Regions from separate parts of the Mus musculus genome. Here region 1 is linked to region 2. The links are chromatin loops, found by intact Hi-C in ENCODE. Cell type or tissue: left cerebral cortex. All regions are shown on one strand.

Evidence for each region. A loop is a pair of places that touch in the nucleus more often than their neighbours do. Peaks named below come from ENCODE experiments on the same cell type or tissue, not always from the same donor. Only the 100,000 strongest peaks of a DNase experiment are listed, where the experiment ranks them.
Region 1: a loop joins it to region 2, with 4 times the contacts of the local background. A loop is called at or near these places in 18 of 42 quality-filtered maps.

Annotation. Positions count from the first base shown.
Region 1 is chr5:103,815,092-103,820,091 of GRCm38, reverse strand. It overlaps Aff1 (AF4/FMR2 family, member 1), which reads right to left. Exons shown (of 20, transcript NM_133919.4): 6 at 3,843-3,879; 7 at 1,106-1,157. Among named protein-coding and RNA genes, the nearest start is that of Aff1, 63 kb to the right of the region's middle. In left cerebral cortex, CTCF peaks have their summits at 1,283 and 2,153; DNase peaks (open chromatin) are centred at 1,287 and 2,165.
Region 2 is chr5:103,749,210-103,754,209 of GRCm38, reverse strand. It overlaps Aff1 (AF4/FMR2 family, member 1), which reads right to left and starts at 48. Exons shown (of 20, transcript NM_133919.4): 1 at 1-48. In left cerebral cortex, a CTCF peak has its summit at 2,041 (motif pointing left); DNase peaks (open chromatin) are centred at 86, 347 and 1,068; H3K4me3 peaks cover 1,357 bases; H3K27ac peaks cover 1,318 bases.

The sequences.
Region 1 (5,000 bases), 66 kb before region 2:
CAAGAGCACATTAAAATACATTCTGATCAAGCAAAAATAAAACATATTTTAAAACCAACAAGACAAAAACAAGCAACTCACAATCCTCCAGAAGATGAAAATTCATCTATCAAAACTCTTAGGCTACTGTTCATCTTTCTGTGTTGAAATGAGAATCACTCCGACAGTGACATGTAATAATCTCTCCAACTCATCTGACACTTTCTGGCAATGCCCTTCCCCCAAAACAAGGAACAAAAACTGAGCTTTAAAAAAAAAAAAAAAATTAGAAGAAACAGGCTAGGGAGATGGCTCAGCATATAAAAATCACTGGTGGCTTTTCCAGAGGACCAAGAGTTCAACAGTTCTTTTCCAGAGTTCAAGTCCCAGCACCTACATGGTGGTTCACAACCACCTATAATTCCAGTTCCAAGGGATCTAACGCCCTCCTCTGGCCTCCTGGGGCAGGATTCTGAACTCTGAGAGCATCTGCAACATCCATCTAACCAGTCAGTGTGCTGGTGACATCACAGACACGGAGGGGAAAGCCTGAAGAGCTAGCCTCCCTCTGTCCCTAGCAATTACTTATGGGGCAAGCAGTAAGGAAATAGTAATTGGTTACTTTAAAGAAACAAACTGGGTCAAAATGCTGAGTGAAACACCTATAACGTGAAGACTAAGTGTTCCAAAATCCCTGAATACATTTAGAGGTGCCTGACCTGGATAAGAACAGCAGGTAACAGAACAGGATACTGACAATAAATAGGCTGGAAAACGGCAGAAAATCTCATCCCATAGTCCCCCCCAAATTTAATTTCCAGAGCTAGGGTAACTTAAGTTTGAAATTTTAAAAGCCAAAGCCTTTGGAGTTCCATGGTCAATGCATAAATAATAGCTCAAGACCTTTCTTTCCAGAAAACCCCTTCAGCACATTCTACGACAGTGCATAAACCTTCAACTGGCCATTACTGGGGGTCATTTCTGCCCTCTACAGTGAAGCCCTTTTATGAACTCATTAGCTGAGAGCGAGGGGGGGTCAGTCTACATAATGGGCTTACAGGGGAAATTTGAACGCTATATTATCAAATTTTAATACACAAAGGTTGCTTTTCCCTTTTTTACTTACGAGGTTCCTTGCTGGGGATTGGGGTGGGTTTTTGAAGGCGTGTCATATTGTTCTGTGGGGAGGAAGATGCAGTCAGAACAGCATGGAAACAGTTTTATACAACCAACCACTCGCTGAGTTCCCTCTTGTCAGCTTTTCCCCGTTACCCAGGTGCAGTACCAATCTGCACTTGATGCAGCCGCTTGGGGCAGCATTTATGGTCTCATGAAAGAGAATGCTTCTTTGGAAACGAAACGGCAGCAACGGACTTTTAGCCAGAGCACAGAGCTTGAGGTGGCACCCATCCTGCTCATAACTGCGGGGGACAGTTTCTGTTCTTGATGACAATTGATTAGGCCCCTAAGGGTGCTCCATGACAATTCTGTTCTCAAATCATACCTGGCTTGACTCTCAGGTTCATCCTTGTTTGTTTTGTATAGCCTCTCTCCCACATCTGTCCCTCCTGGAGTCAATCTCCCATAGTATAATTCATTCACTCAGCTGCTATTTATAGACAGCCTGGTAGAGACCAATATGTATACAGACATCTGTCCCATTCTGCAAAGGTACCCGAGGGACACGAAACAGGCCCACAAACATCCACTACCTAGGGCAGTCTGAGGTAAGTACATGGGGCAATTATGTAAATTTACTGTCCTCAGATTCCATAGTCTACCAGTAATGACCAAAGGCCAATTGTGGAAAGCTTACAATGGCTAAATCAGAGAGAACGTGTGGGATTCTGCCAGCAGTGTGGATGCAGGAAGACCTTCAGGAAGAAGAAGAGCCCATGTGGAGAGATGGAGAAGTTAAGCCCCGGGTGTGTCCCAGGTGAGGTTGGGTGTGCAGTGGCCAGGAGGAAGAGGGGTGAGAGCCAGGTTCACAGAACTGGATCCAGGACAGAAAGTTCAGGGACATGGCACAGGGGTGCCACAGAGAGATTCATCCCCAAGGACTGTCCTGATGTACCCAAAAGGCCGTTGATGTGTCCACACAGGGACTCAGGGTCAGGGGACCAATGCTGGGTGAGCAACTCTTAAACCCTCCTGCACTTGCAGTTACCCACTCTCTCCTCATGGTGGCAGCAGCTCTCACATTTTCAAATTGCTGTCCTGTGGCCTAGACATCTAGAGCTACAGGAGCCAGGAACTCACAAGGACTCTGATGGGAAGGTATCCTGGCCAATGCAAACTGGAAATCTTTAGGCAGCCATGTTGTGTAAGCACAGACATAAGAAGCAAGACACTCAGATATTCCGAAACATATGTTTTGGTACAATAGGCTCAGTGGGGTTTTTTGTTGTTGTTTTTGGCTTTTTTTGTTTGTTTTTTGTTTTTTAAAAAGAATTCACTGGGCAGTGGTAGCACACAGCTTTAATCCAAGCAATCAGGAGACAGAAGGAGGTGGCTCTGTGAGTTCAAGGTCAGCCTGGCATACAAAACAAGTTCCAGGCCAGGCAGAGCTACACAGAGCAACACTGTCTCAAAAACAAAACAAAACAAAAAAACAGAAAAACAACGAAACAAAACAACAGGAACAAAAAAACAAACCAAATATAAACTGACTTGCTATCATACTAAGACAGGAATGCTGTCTTAGTTAGTGTCCTTATGGCTGTGATTAAAACAACAAGATCAAAGGCAGCTTAGAGTGAAAAGGGTCACATCACTCAAGGAAGTCAAGGCAGGAGCTCAAGGCAGGAACTGGAGCAGAGCAGAGACCATAGAAGAGCACACCTTACTGACCGTGCTCCTCACAGCTTGCTCCACGTGCCTTCTTATGGCACCAGGACCACCAGCCCACAGGTGGCATGCTGGCAGTGAGCTGGGTCCTCCCACATCAATTAGCAGTCAAAAAAATGACTACAGTCCGTCCCCCACCCCCACCCCTACCCACCCCCCAGGTCCAGTTTGGCAGGGCAATTTTTTCAATGGAAGCTCCCTCTTCTAAAGTGGCTCTCGCCTGTGTTGAGTTGAGATGAAACTGGCCTGCAGGCTACACTCTGCAATGGAGGTTGTGCTCATCTGATAGCCACAGAGGCCACATTATTATTCACAGGAGCATTCCATTAACCAGAGAACTGTCAGCCCAGTCTCCCAGCATCAGACAGCTGAGTGAGTCAGGTTTCATGCTATAGGAAACCACTGATGGGCTAAATACTTTATCCTTAAATACAGTTCCAAGAGTTGTAGTCAACCTAACCATGTGTCAGCTAGGTGTGGTGGCACACTAATTTAACCCAACAGAGGCGGTGGATCTGAGTTAGAGGCCAGCCCGGTCTACAAAGTGAGTTCTAGGACAGCCAGAGAAACCCTGTCTTGAAAAACAAGACATAAGGGATGGAGAGACTCAGTAGTCAGGAACACTGAGTGATCTTACAAAGGTTCTGAGTTTAATTCCCAGCAACCACAATGGTGTCTCACAACCATCAGTACTGGAATCCGATGCCCTCATCTGGTATGTCTGAAGACAGCAACAGTGTACTCATATACATAAAACAAATAAATAAATCTTTTAAAAAAAATGTACCATGATGTAAAGAAAAAGAAAAGTAAATGTGCCATGTAATATTAACTTGTATTTGTTTAGAATTTAATGAAAACAGCTTACTTCATACAGTACCTACAGAGTGGCTCTGAGTTTTGTTTTGAGTGTATCATTGCCAAATCGGTTAACAATTATTAAAAACAAAAACAAACCACAACAAAGGAGCACGGATTTGCTCTGTAAGCAACACAAACGGCAGACGGTCACTCACTTTGGCTCTGGGTTGCAGGACTGACGTGCAGAGGGTCCTAAGAAGAAACGTTCACCATTAGAGCTGTGTGGCTTACAGCAACACCATGTAGGCTTTATAGCAAACGATATTTTCCTAAAACTCAAATTTGGAGAAAACAATGTAGCGATGGCGAAGGGAACAGTCTACTCATCGCCTGCTACATGAAGCAAACCGCCCGCCTTCTATAGGCCTCTGCAAGGCCCAAACAGCCCAATTCTCCAGTAAATCATCAATCACACCGAACAGACAAGATGGACACTGACCAATCTGATCTCTGCATGTTCTTAATGGATCTTCTTGGTTTAAAAGCATTGTTATAAACAGGGTGGAATAAACGAGGTAAGTTTGGGGTTTGTAGGTAGAGCTCCTCAAAACAGTACCATGGAAAAGGTTCCTAGAGATATGAATATGAATATGGCATCGAGCCAGACAGACCCCTGCGCTCAGGATACATCCATGCTAAAGGTTATTTAAAAGTATACACTGGGAATGGAGAGATGGCTCAGTGTTAAGAGGGATCATGGCTCTTCCACAGAGCAGAGTTCGATTCCCAGCACCACCGTGACAGCTCACAACCATCTAATACACCAGTACCAAGAGAGCCATCAACCTCTTCTGGCCTCTGTGGCCACAGCACACACGTGCTGCACACACAAAGTCATGCATGCAGGTGGCACACCCATGCCCACTAAAACAAAACAGAAAAATACTTTTAAAGTATAAGCCAAAAAGAAAAGGATGGCTGTTTCAATACATCACTGAAAACGTGCCAGTAGTCTGTTTGGTTGTTATGGAAACCAACATTAGCGTTAGCTGTTCACTTCAAAAAACTTTTAGGAAGTATAAGATAAACAAGGTTTGTTATCTAGAGAATAAGCCCTCAAATGAGAAACTGCACGAAGAAGTTTTGAAGATATAAAGCCCTATACAATTCTAAGACATTCTTGCTAACATGAGAAGGAGAATAAATTATCTAAAAGCCTTAGGAAGTACCATAAAAGCTAAACCGTGACCTTTAGCCCAGTCTCCAAAGATTCCAGAGAGCAAGGACCAGAGCACCACCCTGTATTCTTCTCACTGTGGTGGATACAGTATCTGCAGCACACCCCTACACTTCCCTCTGCTGCAGATATTGTG
Region 2 (5,000 bases):
GCGCTCTCGGCAGCCGCGTCCTCAGCTCTGTGTCCTCAGCACCGCCTCCGCCCCCCGGAGCCTCGGCTCGCGCCGAGCCTGACGGACATCCGGGCACCGGGGGCAGCCGGGCGAGCCGCACCTCCCTGGAGCCCAGGGAGCGGCGATGCCCGCCGCCCCGGGGCACTGTCGGGTCACCAGAGACCAAGGGGTGCGTCCGCACCGCCCGCTGCGGGGTCCCGGCTCCCAGTTCGCCCGCACTTCGGGGGCGATGTGCGCGGCGCTGGGCTCCCCTCGAGGTGCCCGAGCTCGCCGGGACCCCCCCGCAGGCGCCGCGGTGGTACGGCCCGCCTCCTTTTAAGGGCAGCGCGCACCTCCGCCGCCGCCGCTGCCCCCAATTCGGCTGTGTTCAAACGCGCGCTACAGAGATCCCCGCGCTCGGGCTGGGACCTCAGGGTCCTGCTGCCGTGGGGATGTGCTGGGAGTGGGAGCATCGGATCACTGCCTTCGCTGCTTCTGGCCGCTGCTGCGGGGCTTGCCATCGGAAACATCAGGGATCGGCTAGCAACCCTTCTTCAACTTTGCTTTCAGTTTTGAAAGTGCCCAGAAACAAGTGTTTATACGACTTCCCTCTTCGAGGCAACATGCGATTACACAGAAGACAGCCATTCAGGGAAGTCCCCTAATAAATTAAAAGAATTGCTTCCCCTCCACCCCACCCCACCCCACCCCCCGCAAACAAAAACCATGATGCAAACCAACGTAAACGCTCGAAAGCACAATCGAAAATTGCGTCAACTCAGACACAGGAAAGACACCAGGCTTTGCCTGGGAAGCGGCTGAAAACAACGATGGGCAGAAAGGCAGGGAGAAGACTTAACAGGGGCATCCCGGAGGACCAGCCTGCTGCTGGAAGGACACTTTCTTGGTGCGCTCCGGGTTCGACCCGGGACTCACCACATTATATTGCTCATGTAACTGATTGCCCAGTTTCTAAATACCGCAAGTTTCCAGATTCCGGTAGTCCCTCTCAGAGGTCAGAACTACTTACATAAGAACACAAGACAAAGCTTGTCTTTCACTCCCCTGGCTTTAGCTCTGATGGTGGAGAACGACTGACGCCTTCGCAGGAATGAAGGCTGTGGTGGCAAGTGAGACAAGTTGCCAGACACTGCTTTCTCCACCACCTACAGTAGTAGTTTGGAGAACTCGTGTACTTTAGGAATGCCCTTGATGAACTAACTAGTCCTTTGAATTTTGACTCTGAAATGCGGGGTTTTTCCCTCTGTCTCTATGTCAGTCTCTCTGTCTCTCCTCCCTCCCTCCTCCTCCTTGTGACAAACGGGAAGTGCACAGAAAGCACTGTTCTGTTCTAAGCTCACAAGCACAGCACCAGTCCTGAAGATGAGTGTGAAGTGACTGGAGAGAGAAACCAACCAGAAACTAGCTGGTTTTTCATAGACCATGTCTCCTAGAGATAACAATTCGCACGCTTCTGACTTGGGCATCTGGCAAGTCTCTCTTCTAGGAAAACAACTTTCAGTGTTTATTGCAAAGATAAGGTTTTACCTTCAGAGCTATAGGGGAAGCTTGCTACAGGTGAGACAGTTTCCCATACTGTCAGACCAAGGTGAGAGGGAAGGACTCACTGCTTGACTTAAGGAGCAATGGGTTCCAAATGACAATATGTGATGCTACAAAAACATGCCTGAGGGCTGGAGAGAGGGCTCATCTGCTCTTCCAGAGGTCCCAGAGTCACTTTCTAGGTTCCACATTAAGTAGCATCCATGTTCCCTTAGCTGTCTTTAACTCCAGTCCCAAGGGATCAGAAGCCTTCTTCTGTTTTCAGGAATCAGGCACACATGTGGCATATAGATATACATAGACACAGAACACCCATACACATGCAAATAAGTAAATAAAAATTCAGGGGGCTGGAGAGATAGCTCAGGAGTTAAGAGCACTGACTGCTCTTCCAGAGGTCCTGAGTTCAATTTCCAGCAACCACATGGTGGCTCACAACCATCCGTAATGGGATCTGATGCCCTCTTCTGGTGTGTCTGAAGGCAACACCAACGTACTCATATAAAATAAATAAATCTTAAAAAAAAAAAATCTAGGGGGCTGGAGAGATGGCTCAGTGGGTAAGAGCACCCGACTGCTCTTCCGAAGGTCCGAAGTTCAAATCCCAGCAACCACATGGTGGCTCACAACCATCTGTAATGAGATCTAATGCCCTCTTCTGGTGCATCTGAAGACAGCTACAGTGTACTTACATATAATAAATAAATAAATAAATCTTTAAAAAAAAAAAAAAAAAAAAATCTAGCCCGGCGTTAAATAAATAAATAACTGCACTCATCTCTCAACAGATAATTGCTGAGACAATTAAATATAAAATGAGAAAAATACAGCAAATATCTACCCATGAAGATGGAATAGGATTCGAATTAGACATTATAAGAGTCCCAGGATTGCCGGGGGTGGTGCTTTCATCCCAGCACTTGGGAGGCAGAGGCAGGCGGATTTCTGAGTTTGAGGCCAGCCTGGTCTACAGAGTGAGTTCCAGGACAGCCAGGGCTGGGTTCCTGGATTCTGAGTAGCTTGTAATATAAATCAGAATATTCTAAAATGGAAAGATCTAGCAATAGATCCAATCATACTAGAAGGAAGTCCAGGAGCCTAAAATCTCCACGTACAGGACCCAAGGTCTAGTTCAGCAATAAAAGTAAACAAAAGCAGACTGGAGTAGCTGTGAGCACACACAATCCTTGGTTTCTCAGACAAAGGAAGTCATACTTGGATGAGGCTCTGTTCATCTCGGAAGCACCTAAGTTCAAGACTGCTAAGGTCCAGCTGCACAAATGAGACACATCTTTAGTTCCAGTGCACAGGCAGAGGCAAGTGGATCACTTTGAGGCTCACCTGGTCTATGTGGCAAGTTCCAAGCCAGCCAAAAACTACATACAAGACTCTATCCTAATTAATAATTGATTCATTATAAGGTTTAGATGTAGAGTTGCCTTATTATCCAGGATATGTTCTCTTAACGATAGAAAACTACTGTGGAACAACACAGCACAAATCACCCACACAACAGAAGAGCAACTTTCCATTTCTACATTACTCCCACGGGGCCAGGGTGCTCAGGTAAGCAGAGAGGGCAGATTTTACAAGGTGAGCGGGTAGTCATTGTACCTCCTGGATGCCAGCAAGGCCTTTTCATTAGCTCTTTAAATTAATGAGCTTTAAAAGTAACTCTCACATGCATGTAATGCCAACAGCACTCAGTAGATGATGTAATCGTGTTCAAGCCCCCAGCTTGTGTGTGTCAGGCAAGCTCTCAAGCTGTGCCCCAGCTACATGTACCTTAAATATAATCACCAACTCAATGGAGTTTGCCCAAAATGGACACTAGATAAGTCATTATTTGCTGAGACAGGAGGATCAGCAGTTTAATGCCATGCTAGACAACATAACCAGTTGGAAGGACCTAGGTTATAAGAGCCTGTCCCAAGAAGCAAGAAGAGAGAGAAGCAAGAGAAGAACAGAGCAGAGAGATAAGAGGAAAGATGGGAGGAGAAGGGAAGAGGAGAAGAGAGAATGACATGGAAATTAGAACCATCCAGGAGACACTCCACTGTTTGATAAACTTTTAGATGAATATTTAAAACATTCCAAACACATGCTTTGTAGCCCAGGATGGCCTAGAGCTTGCATCAATCTTTTTGCCTCTGAAACTGGGACTCTGGCCTATACCACCACGCCCATCATAACATTACATATATTATTTTTTAAGCAGGTTGCCTTATTCACTCTAAAATTCTTAGGGATATATATATATATATATATGTATATATATATATATATATATATGTATATATATATATATATATATATATATACATACATACACACTCTCCCTGAAGGTCTGAGCCGCAGATGAGAAACAACCATTGCTCCACACACCTCCCCTTCACCGTGGTTGCTCCGTCTCAGTACGTGTGAAGGCAAAGTGGGATTTAAGGAAATCTATTTCCAGGTCTCTAATTTCCAAATGCCCTCTCCTCCCAACCCCAAGTGCCTTCTTTGTTACAAACACTACTTGCTCACTCTCATTTCCGCTCGCCATCTCCTGTGGATAAAGAAAAGCAATCCTCTAATCCATCCCAAATCGATCTTAAACGCTGCATTGCCAGGATTAAGGACAGGGCCACTTCCAAGGGACTGTTCTCTCCAGAGGGTGGGTGGGTCCCAACCCCAGAGCTCAGCAAGTATCCAAGCAGGGCTCCTCATTAAACACACTTGGGTAGCACAGCCCTTGCCAGCCCTCCCTCCTTGCCCAAGAGGCATTCAGGAGAACAGGAAAGGAGGGAGAGCCAGCTGCTCACAGCTCCTGTGATAGCAAATGTGATTTCACTGGTTTGGGAAGGAAGACTTTAAACTTTGCAACACTTTTTAAGAGGAACTCAATCAAACAAAACTCAACCCTTTTCAGCTGTTCTTTCTGCTTCACTAATTCTTATCTTCCATTTCTGCACTCCTAAAACCTTCTAGTTTGACCCTCCCCCAACACCTCTGTTCTTCCATGTGAGAACTAACTCTTAGCTCAAAGTATCATTTCCCCATTAAATCAACAACATACAAGTTTTTTTTTTTTCTTAATACTTATTTGTGGGTGTGTTCTGGTTTGCTTTGTTTTTAGACAGATTCTATCTATTATGTAGCTCTGGCTAGCCTCACAGAGATCCACCAGCTTCAGCCTAGCTAGCAAAGTGCTGGGATTAAAGGCACACACTGTCATACCCAGCCTACATTCAGTTTTTAAACAAGTTCTCCAAGTGTGTGTGGTCTATATTGACTCTGACCTCAGTCTTCCTGCCTCAGCTTCAGAGAAAACAGGCCTGTACCACTACACATGGAAGGTCACCTTTAATTCCAGAACTCAGGAGACAAAGACAGTCAGATCTCTGTCCATTCAAGGCCAGCCAGGGATACATAGTGAGACCTGTGTCTTACTA